2 separate regions of the Homo sapiens genome follow, and region 1 is linked to region 2. The links are chromatin loops, found by intact Hi-C in ENCODE. Cell type or tissue: heart right ventricle. All regions are shown on one strand. Each heading gives the region's core, and the rest is flanking DNA. Links, peaks and the distances in the headings are about the cores only.

The links. Peaks named below come from ENCODE experiments on the same cell type or tissue, not always from the same donor. Only the 100,000 strongest peaks of a DNase experiment are listed, where the experiment ranks them.
Region 1: a loop joins it to region 2, with 4 times the contacts of the local background. A loop is called at or near these places in 101 of 110 quality-filtered maps.

Annotation. Positions count from the first base shown.
Region 1 is chr22:20,291,605-20,306,384 of GRCh38, reverse strand. It overlaps the pseudogene PRODHLP. Among named protein-coding and RNA genes, the nearest start is that of DGCR6L, 21 kb to the left of the region's middle. RefSeq lists silencers at 6,394-6,703, 6,774-6,913, 6,934-7,113, 7,154-7,423 and enhancers at 7,877-8,378, 13,360-13,861. In heart right ventricle, for the core only: no CTCF peak of the experiment used is centred there; DNase peaks (open chromatin) are centred at 6,406, 6,764 and 7,324; H3K4me3 peaks cover 1,658 bases; H3K27me3 peaks cover 1,910 bases.
Region 2 is chr22:20,160,666-20,175,445 of GRCh38, reverse strand. No RefSeq gene overlaps it. Among named protein-coding and RNA genes, the nearest start is that of CCDC188, 17 kb to the right of the region's middle. In heart right ventricle, for the core only: no CTCF peak of the experiment used is centred there; no DNase peak of the experiment used is centred there.

The DNA of each region.
Region 1 (14,780 bases), core at 3,706-11,705, 130 kb before region 2:
TTCCCAGCCCACGGGAACCCTCTCATGCAGGGCCGGGAGGGAGGGCCACCTGGACAAGCAGCACAGAGCCCCGGAACCTCCAACGCAGCCAGTGCACTGCCCTACGCGGGCCCTGGGGGTACCAGGAGGGAGCTCAGTGCCCATGTCAGTGGGCCCCAGGCTCAGTCCAGGCCTGCACTCCGAAGTGTGTACTCTAACAGCCTCCCCAGTTCTCACAGAGGCCCCACCATTGTGGGAGGGCCCCCTGCAGCTCCCATGTGACACTGAGGAAGTGAACACTGACCACCCAATCGTCAAACAGAAGGGCTCCACCCAGAGCAGGAAGAGGGCCCAGGAGGAAGACCCCTGGCTACAGGCAGACAGGGCAGTTGTGCAGCACGTGCTGACACGTAGCCAGGGACCAGGGCAACCGCCAGGATGAGGCCTTCAAGGAGCTGGTGCTCAGAGGCCGTGGGGACCCATCCCGCAGGGCCTCCCGCTCACCCCTTTGCTGGCCCCAGCAGCCTTGCCTCACTGGGCACAAGCAGTACCACTCTATCCCTTGCTACACCATGCTAAAGTCTCCAACAGCTGGTGGCCTTGGTGCACAGCCACACTGTACGCACTGCGCCCCGAGGCTCTGGGTCGGGGGCTCTGAGTTTGAGGCTGGGCCCTTAGTGGACTGGGGCTAGATGTGTCATGGAAAGCTGCCTCTGCAGGATGTTTTCTGAAGGTGCTTCTGTTCTTTCTTCGAATTCCAGTTTAGGTTGTGGTTTCAAGCAGTCAGCCAGGTCCTGGGCCCCCCTCCCACAGGCAGATGAGTCTCATTCCTCTCCCCGCAGTATACAGGCTGGCCTGGTGACATGCTTCTAACAAACAGAACTTGCCAGAAAAGACACCGTGTGACTTCTGAGGTGAGGCAGGAAAAGGTCACCCAGCTTCTGCCTGGCTCTCACGTCTCAGGGGACACTGGCCCTTAGAGCCCAGCTGCCATGTTGGGAAAAAGCCCAAGCCACAGCCAGCACCAACTCCCAGACATGTGAGTGGGCGCCTCCCCCAGGTCCCAGCGCCACCACTCTGTGAGTACAGCTACCCAGGAGACCCCAAGCGAGGACTGCCCAGCTGAGCCCTGTCAACCCCAGAACCATGAGGCAGAAGCAGAGTGGCTGCTGCCGTTTTAGGCCTCTGAAGTTTGGGGTGACCTGATGCACAAGACAGATGACTTGGGGAAGGCCCCCAGACCCCCTCTCCTTGTGGTGTTTTAAGGCTCCGCGTGGGTCTCTGTCCCACCAAGCACTCTGTGGACACTAGTGGGTTTGTCTTCTTTTCCCCCTGGACCATAGGGGGTCTGTGGGGCCATAGTGTGCAGTGATCTTGGTCATGTTAAGTTCCCAGGGTAGGCAACAAGAGAAACATGTGGCAGGCTGAATTCCCTTCTTAGCGCAGCGCCCTGCTGAGCTGGGCCTCACTGAGGAGCGGAGGTGTTACCTGTCCATTGGGGACTACCAGGTGCTTGGACAGCTTGGTCCTGCTGTCGATGAGGCTGCTCCAGTCCAGCAGGTCCACAGTGCTGAGGGAGGAGGCACATCAGCAGAGTTGGCGACCCCACCTGTGGGTGCTAGGGTCGGGTGGGGGATCCAGGCCCAAACCTGTCCGTTCACCAACCACCACAAAACCCACCTCAGTGTTCAGTTTTAAAAGACGAGAAGGCTGAGGCAGGAGAATGGCATGAACCCAGGAGGCGGAGCTTGCAGTGAGCAGAGATCGCGCCACTGTACTCCAGCCTGGGTGACAGAGCGAGACTCCGTCTCAAAAAAAAAAAAAAAAAAAAAGACAGAGGAAATGTAAATATTGTTTTCTGTTTAAAAATTTAAAACCAGTGGCGTGCAGTAGCTCAAACCTGTAATCCCAGCACTTTGGGAGGCTGCGGCGGGCAGGTCACTTGAGCCCAGGGGTTTGAAACCAGCCTGGGCAACATGGTGAGACCTGGTCTCTATAAAAAATAAATTAATTAAAAAAATTTAAAACCAAAACACAAACAGTCCTGCATCTAGGCGGCTCTGAAAACACTGAGTACCCTAGGGCTGTTTTGGGCTTGTGGAGGGGCCGAGCACAGGCAGCCAGGCAGGAGGCGGACACAGCTCCGGGCGGCCAGGGAGGACACAGTGGGCAAGGCTGGCAGTGTGTGAGGGGATGGCTCACTACTGCACCACCCCAGTCACCTCCCCACTTCAACTGGAGGCTCCTGGTGACCTGGGTCCCAGCCCCTGGCCCCAAGGATGGGGCATGGGGCTCTGATCCTTCACCTGCCGGCGTGGACTCCAGGGAGGGCTGAGAGTGCCACCTTTGCTCTGGACCCAGATAATTCTATAAAGAGCCCTCTATGGGGTCTGTGCTGGCCCTGTGTCTCCCCTGCCCAGCCCAGCCCCAGCCTCAGGGACTCCTGAGGCCATCAAGTCCTGCTGTGTGAAAAGCAGTTCCTTCAGCACTGTCATCCCAAGGCCCACCCTCTCAGGCAGGGCAGCCAGGACTGGGAGACGTCACTGGGGCTTGGCTGGAACCATGGCTGATGCTCGTGTCCTCTCAGCCTGGGGGCTGCTCTCACCCAGACACTCCCAGGGTCTCTGCCGTGAACCAGTCCTCAATCTCAGCCCTGGATGCGATGCCCATCTTTGCGACACTTTCCTTGAGAAGTGAGAAGGCCTGGATCAGCCCCATTCGCTCACATTTTATTCTTCCCCCCACCCATTGGCCTCTGGTGCTGTTTCTGGCTTTATTACATCGTTAGTAAGAACAGGATCCATGTCTGGTTTGTTTCTACTGCATAGACAGGTCTATTCCCACCCCGCTGCTGATGCACGCCCACGCCCTGCAGGGCTGGGTCTCCAGCCCTCCTGCCAGCATCTCCCCTCTCTGTTCAGAGTCCCTCCGACCTCCTCCTCCCCACCAGGCCAACCCCAGCAGCTGCAGAGTGAGCCACGTGCCCTGGGTGAGTTCCCAAAACCACCTCCGACCACTGCCCACCATGCCCCCTGTGCGCCCCCACGGTGCCCACCCCCTCACAAGCCACAGGAGTGGGGAAGGGGAAGGCTGCCCCACCTGCAGCACCGCCACCTCCAGCTTGGTGTTCATGCCTGGCCAGCCCACAGCAGGCTCCTGACCCCACCCCACCCCGCCCATGAAGTTCTTGCACATGGCGCTCTGGAGGCCCTGTAGAGATGAGAGGGGGCTCCGTGGTGGGGTTTGTGTTTCCATGCAGGTGTGGGACAGCAGTGGGCACAGGAGCTGCCTGTCCCCTGCCGAGCAGCCCCCACAGGCTCCCTGCCTCGGTTTCCTCCCCTGTGCCACCAGCACCACAGGCTGCTCACACATGGGTCACAGGACCCAGAAACACCGAGTGTGGCTAAGACAGAGACACCCCAGCGAGGCCCCCTTGCTCAGGCCTCTGCCCCAGAGCCCAAGTCTCTCAGGAACCTCTGACGCAAGCGCAGGCTCCTGCCCCCGTGCAGCCAGCCTGCAGTCCCACCCTGCCCTCCAGGCCAGCCCTCCTGCAGCATTCTTGCCCCTGACACTTCTTTCCAAGCAACAACCAGAAATGTTCCTTTAAAGTGAAAGCAGATCTTACCATCTCATCTTGTTTAACACCACCCCAGTGCAGGGCCTTCCCCTTACATCTGCCCCAGGAGAACAGGCAATGGATGAGGAGAAAACGCCCCTCACCCTGATGGCCCAGCATTCAGCTGGCCACTCTGACCCCCAGCCCCCGTCAGGAGGTGGCTTCCAAGCACTGCTCAGAAGGGCCAGATGCAGTGGTATGCCCTGTCATCCCAGCACTTTGGGAGGCCAAAGTGGAAGGTTCACTTGAGGCCACGAGTTTGATACCAGCCTGGGCAACATGGTGAAATACCATCTCTACAAAAAATATGAAAATTAGCTGGGTGTGGTAGTGTGCGCCTGTAATTCCAGCACTTTGGGAGGCCAAGGTGGGGGGATCACTTGAGCCCAGGAGTTCCAGGCCAACCAGGGTAACATAGTGACACCTCATCTTTTTTCTTTTTTTTTTTTTTTTTTGAGACGGAGTCTCACTCTGTCACCCAGGCTGGAGTGCAGTGGAGTGATCTCGGCTCACTGCAACCTCTGCCTCCCGGGTTCAAGCAATTCTGTCTCAGCCTCCCGAGTGGCTGGGATTACAGGCACCTGCCGCCATGCCTGGCTAATGTTTTGTATTTTATTAGAGACAGGATTTCACCCTGTTGCCCGGGCTGGTCTTGAACTCCTGAGTTCAGACAATCCACCAGCCTCACCTCCCAAAGTGCTGGAATTACAGGCATGAGCCACCACGCCCAACTGTGAGACCTCCTCTTTACAAAAATTAAAAAAAAAAAAACTTGGCCATGTGTGGCGGCATGCACCTGTAGACCCAGCTACTCAAGTGGCTGAGGTGGGAGGATGGCTTGAGCTCAGGAGGTCTAGGCTGCAGTGAGCTATGATCACACCACTGCACTCCAGCATGGGCAACAGAGCAAGACCCAGTCTCATTTGAAACAAACAAACAAAAACATAAACAGGCCTGGGACCCGCTGCCCCTGACGGAGGGCTGCTGGGGCCAGCATGGGGCTGTGCAGGGTCGGGTGTTTCTAACACGGAAGGACACTGGGCCTTAGTGACCTCTGGCTTCTCTACCCCTGGAGCCCTGCTCCCCCCATCTCTGGCCCCCAGAGGCTGTGTCAGGAAGGGATTCCCAGGCAGAAGATGCGGCACCAGCTCCCTGGGCACAGTGGCTCATGCCTGTAATCCCAGCACTTTGGGAGGCCAAGGTGAGCAGATCATGAGGTCAGGAGATTGAGACCATCCTGGCCAACATGATGAAACCCTGTCTCTACTGAAAATACAAAAATTAGCTGGGTGTGGTGGCGCGTGCCTGTAATCCCAGCCACTCGGGAGACTGAGGCAGGTGAATCGCTTGAACCAGGGAGGTGGAGGTCACAGTGAGCAGAGATCGCGCCACTGCACTCCAGCCTGGTGACAGAGCGAATTCCATAAAAAAAAAAAAAAAGAAAAGAAAAGGAAGGAAGGAAAAGAAAAGAAAAGAAAAAGAAAAAAAAGAAAAAAGAAACCTGACCTGGTGCCTTCCTAGCCCCCACTACATCCTGGCCACAAGGTGGGCATGGCTTCTGCATGGCTAGTCTCTGTCCCACTCAGCTGCCACCTAGAATGCCCGTCCTTGCCCTGTGGCTGGCCACTCCCTCCCCTGGCATTCCTGCCCTGCTGCCTCCTCCTCCTATTGCAGCACCACCAGCACTGGCTCCTCTTTTGGGATGCCCCTTAGATGTGGGCACTCCCCAAAGCCTCCACATCGCCGTCCCTCACCTTGCCAGTTCCTCTACCTGGGATGTCCCTTCTCGCCCTCCTGTCTCCTTGGCCGGGGCTCTCTATGGCCAAAACTTGACCTTAAGACATCCTTGTGTGCACAAGCACAGCAGTGCCCTCCCAGAGCCCTCCATCTGTCCAGTTCAGCTCCTTCTTCCTCCACCATCCTCCGCACTCCCGCCACCACGGGTCCTAGGCTGACCTTGGCGCTCCCCATGGGATTCGGGCCAACAGCATCTGACTCTGAGTTCGTGGATCCCTGCCCTCACCTCGCACCCGCCGAGGCCTCACCTAAGCTCAAGTGTGGCTCGGTGCTTCTCATCTCACACCGTCCCCCGCCTTCCCCCGCCTCCTGTTGAGGCCAGGGGTGCAGCCCCCGACCTCTGTACAGTCTCACCTGAGAAATCAACACCACCAGATACCCTGGCGCCAAAAAGCGGAACCTTGCAAACTCTTCCCAGGGTCACCTGGAGATAACCGTCATCTCTAGTACCCCTAGGCTGATGCGGCTAAAACAGTGTTCTGCTTGTTGCCCCCCACCACCGCCACCAAAAGCCCTGACACTTTTTAAAGTTACCATGGGTGAGTTCAAAGCTGGGCGTTTGAGGGGCTTCCCATTTTTCCCCAACAGTGTTCTCAGAGTGGCCGTGTCTGGGAAGCGGCTGGGTCCCGGGGATTGAACTCTGGGGTTCCAGGCTATGAGCCCTACACCAGGCTTCTCTTGTGTCAACATGAAGAATACTCCATTTTAAATTCCAAGTGATAACTCTGTATTCCCACAAGTGGTATATATCGTAAATATTAAAACGACCATTGTTTTTAGTTGGTAGACATCGAGAAGTAGGAAAATTCGCGATATCAGAAAGGGACTGCAGGAAACGCCTCCCTTCCTGGCTTCCCTTGCTCCAGGAGATGCTTGGGAGGCACCCGTTTCACGCCAGGAAACTCCGTAAAGGCTCCCGGGACGGGCAGAAGCCCCGCGCCCCGGCTGCACCCCGCGCACCTGCTCGTGGCGCGCCAGCAGCGCGGGCCAGGCGCAGAAGCGCAGCACCAGCAGGCTGCGCGCCAGCTCCCAGGTTCGCCAGCTGCAGTACGCCTCCTACGCGTTGCCGAAGTCCACGGCGGGCACCAGCGGCCGCACTGCCCTGGCCGACCCACGTCCTGGCACGGCCCCTGGGCCCGCGGCGGGCTGCTCGCTGGCGGCCGGCGCCGTGGACAGCGGCGCGAAGCGGGGAATGTAGGGGCGCAGCGCGGGCAAGACGCGCCGCAGAGCCATGGCGGGACGCCGGTACCCGCCCGGGCCGCTTAAGTATGCGCTATTGGTCCCGCCCCGCCCCTCCCCGCCCCGCATGCCCCCTAGCCGCGCTCTCTCCTTAGAAGTCCCACGCTCCGAGCCGCGCCCACTCCTCGGGAGACACCGCCCCATCCCAGGGGCCCCGCCCCTCCCTAGCATCTGCACCCGCTCCTCTTGAGGCCCCGCCCCGCCCGCCGTAGGGCCCACGCCTTCTCCACGTGAGTCCCTCGCCCCGCGCTCCAAGCAGCTCCCTTTCCTCAGCAGACGCCGGTCCACCCTACGACCCCAGCTCTCACCTCTGGAGAACCCATCCCGAAGTCCCAACCCCACCCCTGAGGCCCCGCCCCAACCCGAGGCCCGGCCGGCTCCGGTGGTCATACTCCAGAACACCAGCGCTTCTTCCTCAAGGGTTCTGGCACGCCCCAGGACCCACCGCCCCTTCTCCTCTTGAGGCCGCGCCCCGCGCTCCCAGCCGCGCCCGCTCCTCGAGAGGACCCGACCCGCCTTCCCAGCCGCGCCCGCTCCTCGGGAGGACCGGCTCCGCGCCCCCATTCCGTGGGAAGCCCTGCCTCACACTCCCAGTCTCGCCCTCTCCTCGGAAGGCCCCGCCCCGCGCTCCCAGCCGCGCCCTCTCCTCGGGAGGTTCCGCCCCGCGCGCTGCAGACCTCTGTGCGTCCACAGCAGGCCCCGCCCACCGGGCCGTGGCCACACCCCCGCGAGAGACCCGGTCCCCGGGGCTACCCGCCCTGAGCTCCGCCTTCCTCACAGGAGACCCGCCCCATTGGGAGCGGGACCCCTGACCAGGCTTGCGGTCTCCCCACCACACCGGGTTTCCCAGGTCCCCAGGCCAGCCAGGTGGGTCCGGAGCCCGCCGATCAGCGCAGCCGCACACCTGGGTTCCTCCCTGGTCCTTGAGCCGCGTGGACCCACAGCTGAGGCCGGATCGGCTGAGAATCCAGCCCTCAAAGTGGGTCCGCTTCTCCTCTGGTCTAAATGGGCGTATGGGAAGCCGTCCTCTCCCTCCCACCCCTCAGGCCTCTTAGGGGCTTGCCCCGCGCTCCTCTCCTGTCCTCCCAGTCCCACCGCCCACCCAAGGGCAAATGCGGACCACTAGGCCCCCTCGGAACCTGTGCAGCCCTGTGGTTCTTCCCTTCCCTTGCCACCCAACAAGAGTCCGCTGGCCACACCGCCTCCCCTGCAGGCCCGGCCTCAGTGCCGCCCGCCCGTGGGCCACCTCTAGAGCACCTACCCTCTCGCGGCCCCTTTGCCTCAATGCCCCTCCCAGATGTCACTTTCTTGGTGGAACCGCCCCTGGCGGCCTGCCGTAGTGCACCCCTCCCCATCACTCACCGCTGGGCCCCTCGTCACCTCACGATATTCCTGCACCCCACAGACGCTGGGTCTGGCTCCAGCCTCCTCCCACCTCACCCACCTGCTTCTCCCTGTGCACCTTGCACCTGCTGGAAAGAGCAGGAGGTACCTTGCACTCCCTGACCTGTTCTGCAATGTTGAAATTTGAGGCTGAATAATTTCCTTGTGGGAGCTGCCCTGTGCATTGCAGGTTGTGTATCAGCATCCCTGGCCTCCAGGAACCAGAGGCCTGTAGTACACACACACACAGACATACACAGTCGGGACAGCCGTAAATGTCTCCAGACATTGCCAGGTGCCCCTGGGGGACACCATCACCACCACTCGAGAGAGAGAGAGGCTTCCTGATGAATGGAGCAACAGTTTTTCTGCTCCTCTTCCTCCTGCCGGCACCACAGAGCAAAGGGGAGAGACAAAAGGAGTGGATGAATCCAGGCTCATTTTGCTGGAGAGAGGCTAGCCTCGGCAGCCGGCCATAGCCACCAGTCTCCCCTTCCTGAGGACCATCCCTCCTCCTGTGGCCCCTGTCCACACCTATCACGCCTTTCTCCCCAGCACCTGTCATGCCATCGGCTCTTCCTGAGCCCAGGCTGTTTGCATGCTGCTCTCAGGCACCTTTCCCTCCCCTGCATCCCACACCCTCCTTCCTCTCCTCATCAGGGTCAGCATGGTGGGTGCTACCCCTGGCAGGCCCTCTCTGACCCCCAGGGCCCACCTGGGCACCTATGTGGCTGCAACTCCCTCTTCTCTTCTTGCACTTGTTGCTGGTGACTTTGACAGCTGTGCCCCATCCATACTGCTGCCTTGATGTGTCGTTATTTAGTGAATGAAATTTCCACATGTGGGAACCCATGTGGGAAGTGTGACCCCAGTTTCTAGGCTGGTGACTGTGGATTTGAGATGCATCCCCCAGGCCTTGCCCTGAGTCACCCTGGACCACACCCAGTCCTCACAAGCACCCTGGCACTTCAGCTACATGGTGGGGACCCTCTGCCAGCAGGGCTGAGGCCAAGGCCCCCTGGCTTCCCAAAGTCTCTGTTCCTGCTCTCCATGAAGACAGCCCTTTGATGCCACGTCCTCTCCTCTGGAGGGCACACCACGCTTGTCTGGGCTGCATTCTTCTCCTGAGCATCTGCACCTGGTTACCAGAATTGGAGCCTGGGTTCCTAGCACTCAGCCTCCACCCAGGCCCTGTATGTTGGGAGTAACTTGTCGACGCTGGTGACTCGCTCAGGAAGGTGAGAAGAGCCGACCCTGACCCTAACCCTCCCCATCTGGAGCCAATACTCGCCATGACTGCCATTTTCTGGATAATCCTGTTGATCTGATCTGCTCCTGGCCCAAGACCTCCCCTCTAACGCACTCATATCCATGAGAGAGAGGGGGTCCCACCAGCTGTGCCACCTCTCACTGCACTGGTAATGGAGAAGGCTGTCAGCCCTCCACATCACACACACTTTGGGCAAAATGACTGAGTGTATGACAGTCAGCTCACCGATTTACCGCCATGAGAAAACATTTTAAATGGCCCATTTTCAAGGCATGATAAATCTAAGTACTGGCAGCCAGCCTGAGAATGTAACAAACCGCACGGCTCATGCACGTAGAAGATCACAATAAGCAGACAGAATGTAGAAAAAGGGTCAGCCCATAAAAGGGAAGAAAGTTTCGTTATTGGAAAATTGAAACTTAAGCGGGGAAGGCGACGGGGTATAACCTTATAAGGTGGATAATGAAACTTAGGCAATGTCCTGGAAGATTGTAACCCCATAGTACTCGACCAATGAGGAGGAGGGACTTGTGTGCTAGGGCATAAGTTACTTGCTGTGACTGCCCTGAGTGCGCCTATCCACCAGACACCAATCTCGCAAGACCACTATTAAAAGTCTCACTTTCCCGGGCATGGTGGCTCACGCCTGTAATCCCAGCACTTTGGGAGGCGGAGGCGGGCGGATCACCAGGTCAGGAGATCCAGACCATCCTGGCTAACACGGTGAAACCCCGTCTCTACTAAAAATACAAAAAATTAGCCAGGTGTGGTGGTGGGCACCTGTAGTCCCAGCTACTCGGGAGGCTGAGGCAGGAGAATGGCGTGAACCCGGGAGGCGGAGCTTGCAGTGAGCCGAGATGGCGCCTCTGCACTCCAGCCTGGGCGACAGAGCGAGACTCCGTCTCAAAAAAAAAAAAAAAAAAGTCTCACTTTCACTGCTCGTGCCTCTGAGTCCATTCTTCAGGTTTGGATGGGTGAGCTTGTTTCTCACACTGCCACATTGCCTCTCCCAATATTCCTGACAAATGCCAGACAAGGGCTTAGACGTCATCCCTGTTCTTACACGGGAAACCCCAGAGCAGAATCTAAGCTGAAACACACCTGAAAATGTCACGGCAAGGCCAAGGCAAAGCTCAGAGACAGGGTGGTCCTTGTCATGCATGGCCTGTGGAGGGGCCAAGCCTGGCTTCAGCACCCCAGCCACCCGGGCAGTCCTCAGGGTGTTCTCAGTCCTGCCTCATGTGGGTGCCGGGTCAAGGAAGGTCCCTCACCTCACATCCTACCATCAGACTTTTACTCTGTAGCCTGGGGCTCAAAAGCAGAGGGTCTGAGGGTGACATCAGAGAAGGTGGCAGATCAGGAAGCTCCGGGAACCCATCCCTCCCCTGGACAACAGTGGTACTGAAAGGAACCGTCTTAAGCAGTGATCCTGGAAACCAACAGAATGCTTTTGCAACATTCAGAGGCCAGCTTAATGAAGAGCCTGGTCCATTTCAGCCAGTATCAGTCAATTTCCCCCTTTATGGGAGCACCTACCATCCCCCAACCCTCAACCCAGTGGCACACAGAGGAATACAACCCTGGTGCACAGTAGCACTATTCACAACAGCAAAACGGTGCAAACAAAACGTGATCCATCCATACAGTGGAATACTATTAAGCTATAAAAAGGAATGAAGTACTAATGCATGCCATGACATGGATGAACTTTGAAAGTATGCAAAATCGAAGAAGCCAGTCACATGCATGGAACTGGAGAAACTTATGTTAAGTGAAATGAGACAGAACAGAAAGTTAAACACCGCATGTTCTTGCTCATATGCGGAAGCTAAAAAAAGCTGGCCTCATAGAAGTCAAAAGTAGAACAGAGGATAGTAGAGGCTGGGAAGGGTGGAAAGAAGGGAGGGAGAGGGAGGGAGAGATGTGTTGAAGGATACAAAATTATAGCTACATGGCAGGAATAAGTTCTAGTGTTCTACACCAATGTAGGATGACTCTAGTTAACAACAACATATTATGGGTCAGGTGTCACGGCTCACGCCTGTAATCCCAGCACTTTGGGAGGCCTAGAGGGGTAGAATTGCTTGAGCCCAGCAGTTCACAACCAGCCTAGGCAACATGGTCAAATCCCATCACTACAGAACATACAAAAGTTAGCCAGGTGTGGTGGTACATGCCTGTAGTCCCAGCTACTCGGGTTGCTGAGGCAGGAGGATCACCTGAGCCTTGGGAGGTAGAGGCTACAGTGAGTCGTGATGGTGCTACTGCACTCCAGCCTGGGCAACAGAGTGAGGCCCTGTCTCAAAAACAAAAAACAAAAACCAAAATCCAAACCAAAACAAAAATTATGTATTTTCAGCTAGCTAGAAAGAGAATATTGAGTGTTCGTAATGCAAAGAAATGATAAATGTTTGAGATGATAGGTGTGCTAATTACCCTCATCTGATCACCATACATTGCATGTATAGAAACATCACTACGTACCCCACGAATATGTACAATTATTATGTGTCAATTAAAAAATAAAAATAGCCAGGTGTGGTGGCTCACACCTGTAATCCCAGCAATTTGGGAGGCCAAGGCAGGAGGATCACTTGAGCCCAAGAGTTCTAGACCAGTCTGGGCAACATAATAAGACCTCATCTCTATAAAAAAATACAAAATTAACCAGGCATGGTGGTCTATGTCTGTTATCCCAGCTACTCAGGAGGCTGAGGTGAGGGGATTGCTTGAGCCCAGGAGGTTGAGGCTGCAGTGAGCTATGATCGTGCCACTGCACTCCAGCCTGGGCAATGGAAGGAGACCCTGTCTCTAAAATAAAAGTGAAATTTTTTTAAGAAAAGAAAGAAAGATGCCAGACACAGACGGCCACAAGTTTTATGGTTCAGTTTATATGAAGAGTTCAGAATAGGCAAACCCATAGAGACAGAAGTCACACGAAGACAAGCCCATAATGTAGCCTGGTGACTGTGGCACTGGTAAGGGCCTGGAGGTGGAGGACAGGGGGAGTGGGAGGGGCTGCCAAGGCCCACGGAGTTTCTTTGGGGTCTGGAAATACTCTGGGGCTACAGAGTGTTGATGTCTGCTCAACCTTGTGTATAGACTAAAAAACCATTCGATTGTGCCATTGAAATGGAAAAAATTGCATGGTATAATGCAAAAGGTAATAAATGAATAGTATAATGAATTATATCTCAATAAAGCTGTTATCTTTTTTTAAAAAGCAAAGAGCTCAAAGTTCTAGCATTTGCTTCAAGGAAGCCTGTGGCCCTGCACAGAGGCGAAGGTGGGCAGGGGCTGCCAGGGGCAGGGCTGCAGAGAGGGCAGGGGGAGAAGCGAGGGGTACAGGGATCACAGAGATCTCTGCTCACATCCAGACCATAGCAGGGCAGGCCTAGCGCTGGGTGCCCAGGCCCACGGGAGAGCCCACCTGTGGGAACAAGGCTGGCCTGAAAGTCACTGGCTCCATGTGACAATCAATGAAACAACCGAGTTTCACAGGAGCTCTGTAAATCCTAGGAAGCAGGTCTTACGCTCAGCTGGGGACCCTTGGCAGGTGGCTACCCTGAGCCAGCTGATGGCTTTTTTTTTTTTTTTTTTTTTAAGAGACAAGGTCTCTGTTGCCCAGGCTGGAGTGCAGTGATGTGATCACAGCTCACTGTAGCCTTGAACTCCTGGGCTTGTGATCCCCCTGCCTCAGCCTCCCAAGTAGCTGGGACTATAGGCTGGACTGCACCCAGCTAATTTTTAAAAAATAGTTTTTTGTGGAGACAGGGTCTGGCTGTGTTACCCCAGGCTGATCTGAAACTCCTGGGCTCAAGCAATCCTCCCACCTTGGCCTTTCAAAGTGCTGGGATTCAGGCGTGAGCCACTGAACACAGTCATGGATTATTTTGAAAGAATGATGCCCCACCAGGGCCAGGGGATCCAGGTGGGAGTTGTCGGTGGGGGGGTCCTCAGGGAGATCAACTGGATGGGAGATGAGTGTCGGGGATGGAGGGGTGGGCTCCGTTCTCCAGCTCAGGAGACAGGCAGATCTGAGAGGGCCAGACTTGGGCATGTGGTGGGGACCCAGCTGCTGGGCGCCCCCGAGGTTGGGCCAGTTACCAGGGCCTGCCACTCTCAAGGAGGAAGCAGACAAGAAACAGACCTTCGAGGGTAGAGAGGCCGCTGTGCTGCCTGTCCGGGCCCCTGGGCACATGCAGTCAACCGTGCTCAGGACTCCTTCCGTTCTCTCACTTGCACTCATTCCCAGCGAGATAATTGTTTCTCCTCAGCCGTGAGCATGACATTGGAGCTCTGGCAAAGTCAGGTTGTTGTTTTTTTTGCCATGTGCCTCTTACCTGTACTCTGAAATATTTGTTTCTCTGCCAGAAACATGGTTCCCTGCGTTCATTCTAATTTGTTGCATTTTTCTGCTTGCCCTGTAGCCACTTTTACCGATATTTTTGGTCTGTCCGCAGGCAAAGGAATTCATTCACATTCATTTAATTTGGAGTTTGTCTTTCCGTTATCAGCCTGCACCAAACCTGGGCTGCTGGGTATATAAATTCCCTCATCGGTACGTTATCCCCTTATCCACTCCATGCTGCCGTTCACAGATCCTACTTGAGTTCTATTTAGCTATGACATTTTATTCACTTTTCTCAAAGCTAGTAAAATATGATTGCATTTCCTGAAGTTAAGATTGTCTGCTAGATCCCAGAACATGCCACTGTTTATGTGAATGCAATCACACTTCACCACTTTATATAATCATTTTCAATGCGTGTATAAGGAAAGGTATTTAGATCCCCCCCACCCCTGCCATATTGTTTCCTTGCAAAATTAGGGTATATTCTGCTGACAAGCATGGTGTTCACAACCTTCCCATGCAGGAGCTACGATCACTGCTCCATTTTATGCGGGGGAAACTGAAGCTCAGAGAGGAGGAGGGACTTGCCCGAGAGCCCACAGCAATATTTGAAGCTGGGATCGCTGTCCTCAGAGACATTTACATTTTCCAAGAATCATACGTGTGCTAGGTCCACGGAGCCTACTGCCCCCAACCCCCACCCCAGGGAGATGCAGGTGTCTGGCACCAGGTGAGCCCGGGCTGGCATAGTCTTGAGGGCCTGCAGGCCAGGGGTCAGGAATGTGGGAGCCCAGCTGAAGGGGCCCGAGCCCTCCGGCAACTGGAAGGGGAGGGGCCGATGGGGTTGAGGCTGGGTAAACCCATGCATCTTTGTGGTTGACGAAGTGGGATTGTGTGTGTGAAGAGGGAGGCAGGCTTGGGGTGCAAGACCCCTTTGCTGGATGGAGCAGATGTGAGCCTTGGGAAAGCTGAATGCCACAGTGACAACAGCAGCCGCATTGACCCCAGATGTTGTGATGTCCCAGGCATGCCCCACGTGGGAGCACATGGACTGCAGAGGGAGACTCGGGGCGCTGGCTTTGTGCCAGACGGGGTTTGGGACTTCTTCCTCGGGGAAGTGAGAATAGTAATAATAATGCCCC
Region 2 (14,780 bases), core at 2,955-10,954:
CTGGCGCCGGATGGGACTCAGACGTGGGTTAGAAAGCCCCCAGTCAGACCCTCACCCCAACCCCCACTGGACCTCACATGCTTTCTCCCCACAGGATTTCAGAGGATGGCAGGGGAATGGGGAAACATGTGTCCGGCTACCTGCTGCTGCATGACAAAGCAGCCCAGTCTCTTGTGTGCTTGGTCTGTGGGTCTGGAGCCCGGGCAGGGCCCAGCAGGGCGGTGTGGGCAGCTCTTCTGCTGTGCATGGCATCGAGGGGGCATTCAGTGTACTCAGCCCCAGCTGTGCCCCCAGGCCTGGCCTCGGCAGACCGGCTGCAGGGCTGAGCCCCACAGGCCCTCCCGCTCCGTGGGCTCTCCCTGCTGGTCAGATTCCTTCAAGGCAGCTCAGGACCAAAAGCAGAAAGCAGAACAGCTGGGCTCTGAGGGCCTGGGGTGCAGCGCAGCGCCATGTCCACCCAACACCAATGGTCAAAGCTGTCCAGGCCTTCCTAGGTCCAGGGAGGGATGAAGACTGACAGACTCACAGAAGGTCAAGGAATGTGCGTTTGGCCCCGTTGAGTCTCTGCAGGATGGGCTCAGTACAAAGCGCTGGGCAGGGCAGAGGAGCAGAGCCCACCTGGACCCCAGCCAGGAGCCCACAAGTGCCAACAGCTCCCTGGGAAACAGGACCAGGGCCCCCAGCTCCTGGGTGGGCGAGGTATGCAGTAACTGGCCCCTCAGGGGGTGGAGCCAAGCTTGGAGACCCCTGCCGAGGCAGGGTCTCAGTGCTGAAGCAGGATTTGGACCCACTTTTTCTGTACTCTGACCCCTTTCCCAAAGTCAACCTCCCTTTGAGGTCCTCTCCCCAAAACACCCCCTGACCAGCACAGCCCTCCTCTGCGTGCTGCAGGCAGACTCCTCCCTGTTCCTACACCACCTGCCCGAGGTCCCCCAGCTCTTGAATGGCAGAGTGAGGACATGAAGCCGGTGTCCCTGACTCCAGGGCTGTGTTCTTGGCCCCAGCCCGGACCCCCGCATGCATCTACATCTGCTGTCTGCACTTGGTACCTGCCGCTCTTCCCCGGCCCCCACTGTCCCACAGTGAGACAGAACCCTGATCAGACTCCCTGCACAGAAGGAAGGGCGCTGCTCCTCCCACCCTCTGCCCAGGTGAGGTGCCACCACAGGCTGCTCAGAGCCCCAGGAAGTTGACTGGAGGGCAGGACGGCACCTTGTGTGGTGGGGCCACCGTGCAGGTAGAAGCAACATGCGACCCGGGTGGACACAGCCCCACAGGCTGCAGGGCTTAAGCAGGGCAGCCAGGATCCTCCCTCAGCGCCCCCTCGCAACCCCACCGCTGGTGTGTGTGTTGTTTGTGAGGGCATGGTGCCCAATTGGACTGCCCCAGCCCTCCAGGCCCGCAGTGCCGTCACTTCCAGAGTGGTCCGGCTGTAGACAGAGCCACTCTCGGGGGGGTGTTCAGTATGCACAGAGCCCCCACCCCTCTGTGCCTGGCCTGTCCCTTGGGCCAGGCCCCAGCAGAGGTAATCTTACTAAACAAACATGCCCCGGATTTGCTGTCTGTGCAAACAGCAGCAACTGCTGCTCTGCGGATGAGGGGCTCAGAGACTCCACAGTGAGGGTTTCCAGGGCTGCGTCCTTCTAAGCAGCAACATGGGAGGCAGCACCTCACGCCCCACTCCACAGACACTGGGCTGCGGGGAGTCCTTGAAGAATGCAACAGGGTAGTGCTAGGACCTGCTGCGATCTCCTGAGATACCCAGCCCCTCACAGGCACCAAGCTAATGTCGCAGAGGTGCGTGTGGCCCTGGCCCCAAAGAGGAGGACCCAAACAGCAAACAAGCTTGAGAGAGAGCCAGGCCCAGCAACCTACGCACCAGAGACCTGCCCTCGGCTCCGCAGACCCGGGGCAGACCGGGCCTCTGCCACCTGAGCTGGCCTCCAGGGGGAGGCTGCTCCTGCCTCAGACCCACCCAGCCCAGCCTGGGAGCCCAATGCAGAGGCCGCTCAGTACCCTCGGGTAGGGGGACAGGGAGACCTGTCCAGGGCGGCCCCCTTGCTGCCCACTTTGCCACCTCCTTGCCCCACTCAAGCCCTCTAGGGGATTGAACCAAGAGTCTGGGCTGGCCGGGTGTGGTGGCCCAGGCCTGTGATCCCAGCACTTTGAGAAGCCAAGGTGGGAGGATCGCTTGAGGCCAGGAATTCGAGACCAGTCTAGGCAACATAGTGAAAGCCCCTCGCTACAAAAAACTTTAAAAACTAGCCAGGTGTGGTGGCCTGCACCTATAGTCCCAGCTACTTGGGAGGTTGATGCTGGAGGATCACTTGAGCCCAAGAGTTCAAGGTTGCAGTGAGCTGTGATGACACAATTGCACTCCAGTCTGGGTGACAGAGCAAGACCCCATCTAAAAACAAATAAATAAATAAATAAATAAATAAGTGTTTAAATATTAGCCGGGAGTGGTGGTGCACACCTGCAGTCCCAGTTACTTGGGAGGCTGAGGTGGGAAGATCACTTGAGCGTGGGCGTTCAAGCCTGCAGTGAACTGTGATGGTGCCACTGCTCTTCAGCCTAGGTGACAGATCGAGACCCTATCTCTAAAATTAATTATAATTTAATTTAATTTAATTTAATTTTAAAAGACTCTGGGGTGATGGACCAACCAGGCACAATGCCTTTGGCCACTGGCAGAGGGCACCGTGAGGCTGCCTTGGACACGGGGCCATCAGGGTGAGAGGCTGGCACTGGAGATTGGTGGGTGCAAGGTATCACCCCAGCATCCCCAGCCTGCCTCACCCCCGCTGGCTCCCAGCCCTGCCCCCCATCCTAGAACTTCCGGCTCCTGAAGAACCAATGGCTCCTCACAATGTGGCCTCTGCCCCCACGCCTTCCCAGAGCTCCTGCCCCGGCCCCCACTGCAGGCCCCAGAGAGCACCTTGTAGCCCCTACGGAGCCCAAAACGCAGGCCCATGGGAGGATGGCACCTTTCTGGGGTGGGGAGTCCCTACTTTCCTTTCTCTAATTTTTCTGCATTTTCCAAATGTTGATACACTAGCATGAGTTTCTCATGGAGCTGGAACAGCAAACCTCAGCAGGAAGCAAGCAGGCTGCCCTCGGGCGTGCAGAGGAGCTGGAGGCCAGGGCCCCCATGGGGAGTCCTCCTCGAGGGGCCTGGGAAGGGTCTTGTGGAAGTACTGGGTGGGCTGAGGGCTGGCTGTCCAGTACGGGCTCAGTTTGGCCCTGTGTGCAGCTGCCCGGTCAGGCCATGCTGTCCTCCAAGATGCATTCTGCATCCCTCCCTGGGGGACGCACCAGCCTCATTTCATGGCCACTGCGACAGTTGCATTAACTTGTATCTAATGGGATGCTTGGCTATTGGACATGGAGCAATTCCAGTTTAATTAAGCGTCAGGAAGCTGGGCATTAATTAAAGTAACAAAAGACTCAGCACAACGCAAGCTGGGCCCTGCTCAGAGAGGCTGTGGTCTAGGCGTGAAGGGTTGACGAAGTGCATGACCCAGGCCCGGCACTGTCCACATGTCCACACCCCCTGGCTCACCGCCCACCTGGAGGCCACCAAGGCCTCACACCCTGACCTCCCTGGCTACCATGGCCCAGGCCCCAGGCTGGGCTTTGTGTGCTGAGCCCCCAGGGGCAGGGGATGGGGACCCCTGGAACACCCAGGGCCCTTGTTAAGGTGAAAGCCATGTCCCAGGAATGGCCACAAGGTCCCAGCAACCGTGGAGATCCGTCACACCCCAGCACCTGGCTTTGGCCAAAGGCCCCTCCCCACTCCCCTCCAGCCCTCCCTCCACTAGAATTTGGACACCCCTCGATGGACACAGACCCTGGCCACCCTCAGCTTCCTCCTCCTACCCCACCCCAGCCAGGAGCCCACAGGAGGTACCTGGGGACATGCCAAGGGCAGAGGTCACAGGAGATGAAATGAGGACACCAAAGCCAGCAGTGCCACCTGCAGTGGACTCAGGCCACCATGCTGGCCCCTCCCGGCCTCTACCCTTGGCCCTTGCACCCCTCCCCTCCCTCCTCCTCTCACTTCTGTTGGGCCTTTGGCCCCTCCAAGTCCATGAACACAAATCACATGAGGTTTGCCTCTATTGTATTTATGAAGACATTTTATGTGACTTTGGTTTTTGGTGGTTTTTTTTGTTTTGTTTTGTTTTTTGAGACAGGGTCTCACTCTGTCACCCGGGCTAGAGTGCAATGGTGCAATCCCAGCTCGCTGAAGCCTCCACCTCCAGAGCTCAAAGGATCCTCCCACTTCAGGCCCCCAGGTAGCTGGGACTACAGGCATGCGACACCATGCCTGGCTAATTTTTCTATTTTTTTGTAGGGAGGGGGTTTCCCTCTCTATGTTTCCCAGGCTGGTCTTCGACTCCTGGGCTCAAGCAATCCACTTGCCTCAGCCTCCCAAAGTGTTGGGATTCCAGGCATGAGGCAATGCACCCAGCCTGTGACTTTTTATTTTAAGGGCAGGTGAGTTGGGGACTTTGTCTTTCTTTTTCCAAGGAAAAACAGAAAACTAGATTACGATCCCCAGTCAACTCTCCCCCACATTAGCTGCCTCCAGGTCTCCTCTGCCTGGGCCTGCACTTGGGGCCTCACAGCTGCGACACCTCCTAGCCCCAGACCAGGCTCCAGGCTGCAAGGCCAGAAGAGAACCTCAGGTGCTCTGGTTGAAGGCACTTCTCCCCAGCCCCCGAACAGCATCACCTCCTTCCGCCTTGATGTTCTACCTGCTCTCCGCCCTTGCTTCTCTGCTGAGGCTGGATGGAGAAGTCTGGCCTCAGCTGCCCTCTACAGAGGTGCTGACATCTGCTGCCCAATGGGCCTCGGGCTGGGTCCAAGCCTCAAAGCCCACGCAAGTAAAAGGTGCAGCACTGGCCAAAGGGCCTTCCCTCTTGCACTCACTCACTGGGGGCTGATAGGCAGGAGCCCTGGATCCCCAGTTAGACTTAGTCCTGCCAGCCCAGGGTCCCCGGTGCAACATCAAGAGGACCCCAGCCACGTGACGAGGGTAGACGGTCTCCACAGAGCGCTGGCTGCTGCCGGCCCCAAGACACGCACCCTTGAGCCTCCCATCAGCCCTGCAGGATCCCGGTTCTGTGAGGCCCCTGGGTTCAGCCAGGGGGTGAGAATTCAGGGACACCCAGGCAGCAAGTGGCAGACCCTTCCGGAAGGGCCTGGACAAGGGTTCTGCATGAGGGCCCCGTGGTCGGGCCCAGAGCAGGGGCTCCGTGACTGTGTTGGCTCCAGATCGGCCCTGTGCCCAGGTACTCAGCGCCTTCCTATCGATGTTTCCCATGATGATGATCATATTTTCCCCATCAGTCGAGATCCAAATCAATGGCATTTGAGTAACTGGAGATTGACTTTAATTAAGTCTGAGAAGTTTTGTAACCATGCCTGATGGAGGACTTCTCCCTGGTCCACCAGATGAGGCGTGGGCAGGGCTGCCCCCGGGTGGCCTTGGGCCCTGGCCTGGGACTCCCCCGACCTGCCCGCAGGACCGACCATGTCCTCCACCCGGGCTAAGTCTGATGCTCTGCCCATGGGGCTGAAACCCACAGGCAGGGCTGACAGGGCGGGGCCCTGAGGAGGGGGCAGGGGCAAGGGAAAGACCCTGGCTGGTGGGGGTGGGGGCAGTGCCTTTTCCAGGCCACACGCCCCAGCTGGGCCCTCTGACCATGATTTCCAGGACGTTGCCACACTGCTCCCTTCCTTCACCTCCAAGAGGGATCACCCCACACCGGCCTCCAAGCCTGGTTTTACGCAAACCTTGTCCTGTAACCATCCCTGGGCTGCTGCCCCCCAGGGCTGTGGGCCACTAGCACTGCCCTGCCCTCATTCCCATTCCCATAGCCCAGTGACCACAGGACGAGGAGGGCAGCCCCCAGCCTGGCCCCTGTAGGCTGTTTTCTGCCCTGCCGCCCCCGACCCCACAAGCGTCTCATGATGCTGCCCAGAGCTGGAGCCCCTGTACCTATTCTCAGGTGGTGCACCAGCCCTGTCCCCTCCTACCCCCCAGCCTCCCAGGGTTCCCTCTCTCCTGGGGGCCCGGGCCTCCCCAGCCACCACCGGCTGCTCCACTACCCACCAGCAGGAGGATGTGTTTAATGACACACAGGAAAGAAGGTTATTAGCAAGAATGCATTATTAAGGGGGAGGCCCAGCGAGGCAGGCCACTGAATCACCCAAATCCTTGAGGACTCATGGTGGGTGCTGAGCCCTGGGGAGGGACTGCCAGGTGGCAGGTGCATTGGGGAATCCTGGGTGCTGGGGCAGCACCAATCCCAACTCATCCAAGCCCTGGACAGGAGCTCAGAGACTTTTGATGTTTTGCCCCGGAGGGCCCCAGCTCTACCTCAGCCGCTGGCTGAGCCCAGTGCCTCTGAGAGCACAAACCACCCTCATCCCACAAAGCCTCTGCCACTGCCTTTGGGGCAGATGTAGGCAGTGCCCTCCCCAGTCCGCAGATCACTCGTGGGGGAGGCATGTAGGGTCTGGGAACAGCCGCTCCCCAGGGCAAATGTCTCCAAGTAGGGAAGGCTCACAGCCTTGGCCTTCTGCCCTCATGGCCTTGGGGTAGGATTCGGTGTCCTCACGATACATGAAATAGCAGCCGGGACCATCTCCTGAGCCAGGCCAACCCCACGCAGGGGGCCCCACGGGGACTTCCTGCTGCAGTGGCCCCGCTCCAAGGACCCTCAATAACAAACCTTGCCATGGCAGTGCATCACCTTTACCGCAAACCCATGCTACGCACAGGGAAACTGAGGCCAACATGGGGAGGGGCAGCCCTAATGGCTGAGCAGGGACTGGGACCAGCCTCCTAGCCTCCCTGGAGGCCTGGACTTCCATCACTGTCCCAGGCCCGGCAGTTGTCGCAGGATCCTCCCCCAAGATCATCAGCCCCTCCCAGGCTGATGCCAGGTGCCAGGAGCAAGCTGGGGCTTAGGGAAGTGGTGGGCTCGGGGTAGCAGCTCAGCTGGGCTGGTGGCGAGCCATGATGGGGTAGGCAGGGCGGGGGGTCAGGGCTGTGGCACTGGTGCTCGCATGGGAAGGACATCTGCAGGCACACAAGGTGGGTGGCAGGGCCCCTGGAGGAGCCTCAGTGAGCAGCCAGGCCCAGAGGACAACAGCCCCAGAGCTCCAACCCCAGAACACAGAGCTGGGACTCGGCTAATGAGGGAGTGTCGTTCGGGGCACACTCTCAGAACAGTGGCCCCAGGCTGGAGGGCAAGAGGTTCTGGACCTGAGGGCCTGGGCTGGGGGTAGCGGCGTGGGGGCCGCAGGGGCCAAGTGCCCGGAGGCTCCAACACTGGCCTTCAGGACCTTGGACAACCCCAGCCACTGGGGCCTCAGTTTGCCCATCCAGAAATGACCTTGAAACAGAGGCCACAAGGGAGGCAGAGCTCCCAGAAGTGGGAGACAGGAACCTGAGGCCAGGACCACACCTGCCCGGCCCATAGCCCACAGTGCCCATCTGTGCCGAGCATCGGGAAGGCCCCCAACGGCCCTCCCCACGAGGCTGTCACCCTTGGCCTTCATGTCTCCAGGTGCCTCCTTTTTAAAGTCTTGTGCCTTGAAACATTTAACTCTCAAAGAAGCAGCAAGAGCAGTTTAAGCGCCCCATCTGCCCTGCCCGGGCCCGCACCTGTCTGGCCCATCGCCTACTGGGCTCTCCCCTGCCCCGTGGTCACTGCCATCTTTGCCATCACTGTGGGATGACGACCTCTGAACAAGGGAAGCAATGCAGTGGCCGCAGACAGTGGTCTGCATTTCCTGGTGACTTGGGGAGCGGCAGCCGCAGCAGGGGCACCACATGTCCCTCCTTCATGGGCTGAGCTCCGAGGGCTCTCCACCAGGAGGACGCCTTCTTCTTTCTGGAAGCAGGATCTTGTGGGGAAGCTGAGCTCAGCCACAGGCCCATCTGCATCAGCCTTTCACCCGGTGATTTCTGTGCCATCAGTGGTCCTGCCCGAAGCCATCATTACCACTGTGGTTAGAATAGAGTTGTGGCCTCCAGAGCCCACCCATCCCTGCGCGGCCCCAGGGTGATCCAGGAGTCCTTCTTTTTTTTTATTTTTTATTTTTTTATTTTGAGACTGGCTCTCACTCTGTCACCTAGACTGGAGTGCAGTGGCACAATCATGACTTTTACTGCAGCCTCCAATTCCTGGGCTCACCTCCTGAGTAGCTGGGATTACAGGCACTTGCTGCCACACCCAGCTAATTATTTTTCATACAGACAGGGCCTTCTATGCCTGTTGCACAGGCAGGCTTTCAGCAGTCCTCCCATCTCAGCCTCCCAAACTGCTAGGGTTACAAGTATGGCCACCGTGCCTGGCCCCATCAGGACCCCAGGGTGGTCACGAGCCCTTCAGACTTTTTCTCCCCTTCTCTCCTCTGGGTCTTTGCGGGTGAGCACCCGGCATCCCTGAGATGCGAAGTGCCAGGGTCCCTCATCCTTGGTGTCCAGGCCAGCATATCCACTCAGGGCCTCGTGGCAGGCCATGTCTGGACAGCCTCAGCCTGATAGGGGACCAGGTGGCTTCGGGGGGTCTGGAAGCTGTGACAACTCAGGATGGTCCTGTTCAGAGGATGAGGTGAGGGAGCCGCACGGTGGTGTCAGCTGGGAGGCATGGCAGACAGGGCAAGGAACCAGGATTGGAGAAACTGGCTTATGTGAGGGGCAGTAGGTCCCCAGGTCCTGCCCCAACCTGGGCTCCTGGTAGCTCCCAGCCACTGTCCAGGACTGCAGAGTCAGTAGCCTAAGGGTGGAGGGAGCAGGCCTGCTCTGCCTGGAATCACCTTCTTCATCCCCCTGCAGCTGAAGGCTTCACACCAATAAACACATGAGGCGGCAAAGATTAGGGTAGTGCCAAGCAACCACTCACACTTTAGTGAGAATTGGTGGATGGAGTAGCCCTGGGCTAGATCTCAGGAACATGGCAGGTCAAGTTGAATGGTAGAGGGGGTTCACCAAAGGCCTGGAGTGGCTGGGGCAATAGAAGAACCAGAGACTGGTCCATGGGTCAGATAATACCCCCCAACACTAGCCCAGATATCCAGAACATCTGCAGGCACAGGGCAGACTCCTGAGCCAACCCCATGGTCATCCACAATCCCAGTGAGGCAGGAAGAGAGACAGGTTCTGCCCACCTGCCCCAATACTAAGAGAGACCCCTGCCTTTGCATGTGCGTGCAGGGTCCTCACCCCGTGTGTGTTGGGGAGGTGGTCCTCACACTCCATACGTGCCACCAGGACACAGTGGGCCCGGGGGGCCAGTCTCAGCCCAGTCGACATGGCCACCCCCAGCACTAAGGTGCCCTCGCTGTGCAGGGCATCAGCAACTTTGATGGGTTTTCATTTAACATTCTCTTTATCACAATTACTTTGAAAACTATTCAGTGCAGTTATTAATCATTGAGTAATTATTATCTGCTCTTATATTAATTATCTGGCCATCGGGAATGTTACCAAGATTTAAAATTTTTAATTGTTAATAATATTTCCTGGACGTGGCAGAGGTTTCCTGCATCTCCACACATTCCCTCCCTGCTCTCGGTGAGGCTGGCTGTGGCTCCCCTGTTGTGGGGAGCGCCCACTCTCGCTGGCACCGCCTGCAGGTTGCCCCCATCAGTTCATCCTGGGCCCTGAGCAGGGCTCTGGGCAGGCCTAGGTGACTGAACCCTCCCTCTAGCTGCCCCCACTGAGCCCTGGGGTGCCCATGCTCACGAGCCCTGTGGCCGATGCAGGTCCTCAGTGGCCCCCAGGATGGGGCCGCCCTGGCACCGAGGCCTGCCGGGATTGCAGTGGGAGGCTGTGAAGCCCCTGCCACTTGAGAGGTGGCATCAGTGGCCTGCTGTGCTAGGTCAGCCCCAGCTGCAGATCCCAGGCTGCTGCGCTCCCACAGGGCCCCCGCCCAGCCCCGCAGCGGTCTCTAGTGTCCTCATCAGCTCTGTGACCAGCAGCCTCAGGGAGCCACAGGAGACAGGAGACCCTCCACTGGGTGCACACAGACAGGCCTGGAGAGGACAGGATGGGCCACATGGACGGCTGGCTGGGGCTGCGGAGCCCAGGGGTGGTGCCGCAGGCACTGGGAGGTGGCGTTATGTGACCACGGCAGCCTAAGACCACCACTGTGGGCCCAAGCTCGCAGCTCGCTTCCCACTATTCTCAGCAAGAGGACACAGGCTACCCCTTGAGGCCAGCCCACAGCTCTCTTACCAGGCAGCACCTTACCGCCCCTCACTGTGTCCTGTCGCTCTGCTCTTGTGGCCTGCTGTGCAGCAGGCACCACGTCACCCGTTCATAGATGAGCAAGCCAAGGCTCGGGGCAGGAGACCAGTGCAGCAGGCTCTCACCACCTCATGGGAGCAGGCTCTGCACACGGCATGCTCTCCAGCCCCTTTGGCTGAGTGCCCAGCCCCGACCCCAAGCTGCCCCGCTGGCTATCCAAGCACTGGGTGGAGTCCGGAGGGGAGAATGGTTAGGTGCCTCCTCTGGGTGGCCCTTCACTTTAGGGAGGCCAGGAGGCTGTGCTCCAACCTAAGTGGAGGTGGTTGTGGCTGCCCCTGCCCCTTCTCCTGCCCCTGCCCCTCCTCCCACCCCTGCCTGCTTCCTCTGCTCCAGCTCAGTCAAGAAGCGTGGGGAGCTGCTGAGACAGAAGGGGGCCGGGGAGAATGCCCACGGCATGAAGTCCTCGAGACCTCCCTGAGCCTCCCCCTCCCCACTCCACAATGCACACCCCATAAAGACCTTTGTCAGGCATCCCCTCCAATGCAATCAGACCAGCGTGGAGCCTCCTGTGCCTGAGGAACTAGTCCCAAGCAATGGCAGCCCTCAAACCCACTGTGGGCTTGTCAGCATGGTGCTGTGACAGTGCTGATGACAGTAGTGAGGATGGGCTCAGTCACAGCGACCATAGTGATGGAGGTGTGGTGATGGTGATGGTGATGGTGATGGTGATGGTGATGGTAACGATGGTGATGGTGGTGGTGATAGTGATGGTGATGGTGGTGGTGGTGGTGATGGTGATGGTGATGGTAACGATGGTGATGGTGGTGGTGATAGTGATGGTGATGGTGGTGGTGGTGATGGTGGTGGTGGTGGTAGTGATGGTGATGGTGGTGGTTCTGATGATGGTGGTGGTGATGGTGGTTGTGGTGGTGATGGTGGTAGTGATGGTGGTGGTGCTGGTGGTGGTGGTGGTAGTGATGGTGGTGGTGGTGGTGATGGTGGTGGTGGTGGTAGTGGTGGTAGTGATGGTGGTGGTGGTGGTAGTGATGGTGGTGGTGGTGGCAGTGGTAGTGATGGTGGGGATAGTGATGGTGGTGATGGTGGTAGTGATGGTGGTGGTGGTAGTGATGGTGGTGGTGGTGGTAGTGATGGTGGTGGTGGTGGTGGTGGTAGTGATGGTGATGGTGGTGGTGGTGGTGGTAGTGATGGTGATGGTGGTGGTGGTGGTAGTGATGGCAGTGGTGGTGGTGGAAGTGATGGTGATGGTGGTGGTGGTAGTGATGGTGGTGGTGGTGGTGGTAGTGATGGTGGTGGTGGTGGTGATGGTGGTAGTGGTGGGGTGGTGGTAGTGATGGTGATGGTGGTGGTGGTGGTAGTGATGGCAGTGGTGGTGGTGGAAGTGATGGTGATGGTGGTGGTGGTAGTGATGGTGGTGGTGGTGGTGGTAGTGATGGTGGTGGTGGTGGTGATGGTGATGGTGGTGGTGGTGGTAGTGATGGTGGTGGTGGTGGTGGTGGTGATGGTGATGGTGGTGGTGGTAGTGATGGTGGTGGTGGTGGTGGTAGTGATGGTGGTGGTGGTGGTGGTGATGGTGGTAGTGATGGTGGTGGTGGTGGTGGTAGTGATGGTGGTCCTGGTGGTAGTGGTGGTAGTGATGGTGGTGGTGGTGGTGGTGGAAGTGATGGTGATGGTGGTGGTGGTGGTGGTAGTGATGGTGGTGGTGGTGGTGGTGGAAGTGATGGTGATGGTGGTGGTGGTGGTGGTAGTGATGGTGGTGGTGGTGGTGGTGGAAGTGATGGTGATGGTGGTGGTGGTGGTGGTAGTGATGGTGGTAGTGGTGATGGTGGTAGTGATGGTGGTTGTAGTGATGGTGGTGGTGATGGTGGTGATGGTGGTAGTGATGGTGGTGGTGGTGGTGGTAGTGATGGTGATGGTGGTGGTGGTGATGGTGGTGGTGGTGGTGATGGTGGTAGTGATGGTGATGGTGGTGGTGGTGGTAGTGATGGTGGTGGTGGTGGTGGTAGTGATGGTGGTGGTGGTGGTAGTGATGGTGGTGGTGGTGGTGGTAGTGATGGTGGTGGTGGTGGTGGTGGTGGTAGTGATGGTGGTGGTGGTGGTGATGGTGGTGGTGGTAGTGATGGTGATGGTGGTGGTGGTGATGGTGGTGGTGGTGGTGATGGTGGTAGTGATGGTGATGGTGGTGGTGGTGGTAGTGATGGTGGTGGTGGTGGTGGTGGTAGTGATGGTGGTGGTGGTGGTAGTGATGGTGGTGGTGGTGGTGGTAGTGATGGTGGTGGTGGTGGTGGTGGTAGTGATGGTGGTGGTGGTGGTGATGGTGGTGGTGGTAGTGATGGTGGTGGTGGTGGTGGTAGTGATGGTGGTGGTGGTGGTGGTAGTGATGGTGGTGGTGGTGGTGATGGTGGTGGTGGTAGTGATGGTGGTGGTGGTGGTGGTGGCAGTGATGGTGGTGGTGGTGGTAGTGATGGTGGTGGTGGTGGTGGTGGCAGTGATGGTGGTGGTAGTGGTAGTGATGGTGGTGGTGGTGGTAGTGATGGTGGTGGTGGTGGTGGTGGTGGTGATGATGGTGGTGGTGGTGGTGGTAGTGATGGTGGTGGTGGTGGTGGTGGTAGTGATGGTGATGGTGGTAGTGATGGTGGTGGTGGTAGTGATGGTGGTGGTGGTGGTGGTGGTAGTGATGGTGATGGTGGTGGTGATGGTGATGGTGGTGGTGGTGATGGTGGTAGTGATGGTTATGGTGGTGGTCGTAGTGATGGTGGTGGTGGTGGTAGTGGTTGTAGTGATGGTGGTGGTGGTGGTGGTGGTGGTAGTGATGGTGGTGGTAGTGATGGTGATGGTGGTGGTGGTGGTGGTGGTAGTGATGGTGGTGGTGATGGTGATGGTGGTGGTGGTGGTAGTGATGGTGATGGTGGTGGTGGTGGTAGTGATCGTGGTGGTGGTGGTGGTAGTGATGGTGGTGGTGGTAGTGATGGTGGTGGTGGTGGTGATGGTGGTGGTAGTCATGGTGGCGGTGGTGGTGGCAGTGATGGTGATGGTGGTGGTGGTGGTGGTGATGCTGGTGGAGCTGACCATGATGGTGGTTATGGCCATGCTCATGGTGACAGTGGTGATGATGTAAGTGGATTATCCACCCAGAGTTTCCTGGAAAAACAATTTCTGTGCTTCTCCAGGGCTGCCTGGTCCCTCCCTGCCTGGGGTTGGTCCCCAGAGGCAGGAAGAGCAGAGCGTGGACTGAGCCTGACAGGGCAGTCAGTATCTTGAGCTCGCAGAGAACATTTAATCTTAGTTAAAAGTAAATAAGTTCAATTACTGGGAGGGGAAGAAGGGCCCAGTATTTACCGCGAGCATGTGGAGTGATTACTCCAGGAGGTTCCCTCGGGATGCCAGGCTCCATCCCCACTCCTGTCAGGTTCACCCGTGGCAGGTGGGAGGGAACAGCATGGGCCCACCCTGCCCTTGGGCCCCCGGAGGGGCATCTCCCTCCTACCCCCCAGGGCAGGGGCTGCAGCATTGGCAATGCCCCCTTCCCTCCCCCAGCCCCCAACTCTTGGCAGTGTCCTGGCCCACGGACCCCTGGATTCCTGCATGTGGGCACACCTCAGCCCGTGGCAGGACACCCCCAGGCCCTCACTGGCTCTGTTGCTCACCTGCTGTGTTACCTCAGAGGAACCCTGCCCCTCTTTGAGCCCCTGTCCTCACCTGGGAAATGGGTGATAAAGGCAGGTGCCGGGGGATGGAGGTTGGTGCTGGTGGTCAGTGTCCCTGTGACAATGACCTATTGGCTATGCAGAAGGTGGGCCTCATCTTCTGAACTCAAGGAGTCCTCCATGAGCACAGCCCTCAGCCACCAAGATCCCCCAAACTCCCATAGTTCCTGAATCTCCACGGCCCAGTTCTGAGACAAGAGCCCTGGGGCTTGAGGCCCCTCAGGCAGGGCGCGGTGACAGCCCGTCGGAAGAAGGGCTTCCTCCTGCCCATCCTGGCTGGGCGCTGTGCTAGGCTGCAGGAGCCTGCATTGGGGTGGAACAGCTTTCAGGGGAGACAGAGTCAGATCCAAGGTCAACTGCCCAGCTCAGCCCAGGACTCTAGCCCTTTGCAACAAGATGGGCCAGGCCCCTCGCTGGAGTCTGCTCAGCAAGGGGCCTGTGGGTCCCTGGGCAAGCACTAGCCGGGTCCTACCCTCAGCCTGGGGCCTCCTTCCAGCCTCCTCCCTGGTGCAGCCCAGCTAGAGCTCGTTCATCCCCTGGGGGCTCCTGCCTCCCCCTTCCCTGGCCCTGCACTGGGTGAGGGCGCATCTCCTAGAACCAGCCCCCCAGAGTCTGCTGAGATTAGGAGACCTGGAGGTTACCCCAGGGACACCCTGCCCCTGTGCCCCAGACGGGTGTCCCCCCAACTATAGGTGATGAATGTCGAGGAGCTGCCATTATCATTAGCGTGAAATGTGCCGCCTCTGCCAGGGAGGAAAATCCCATCTTGGAAATACACCTCAGAT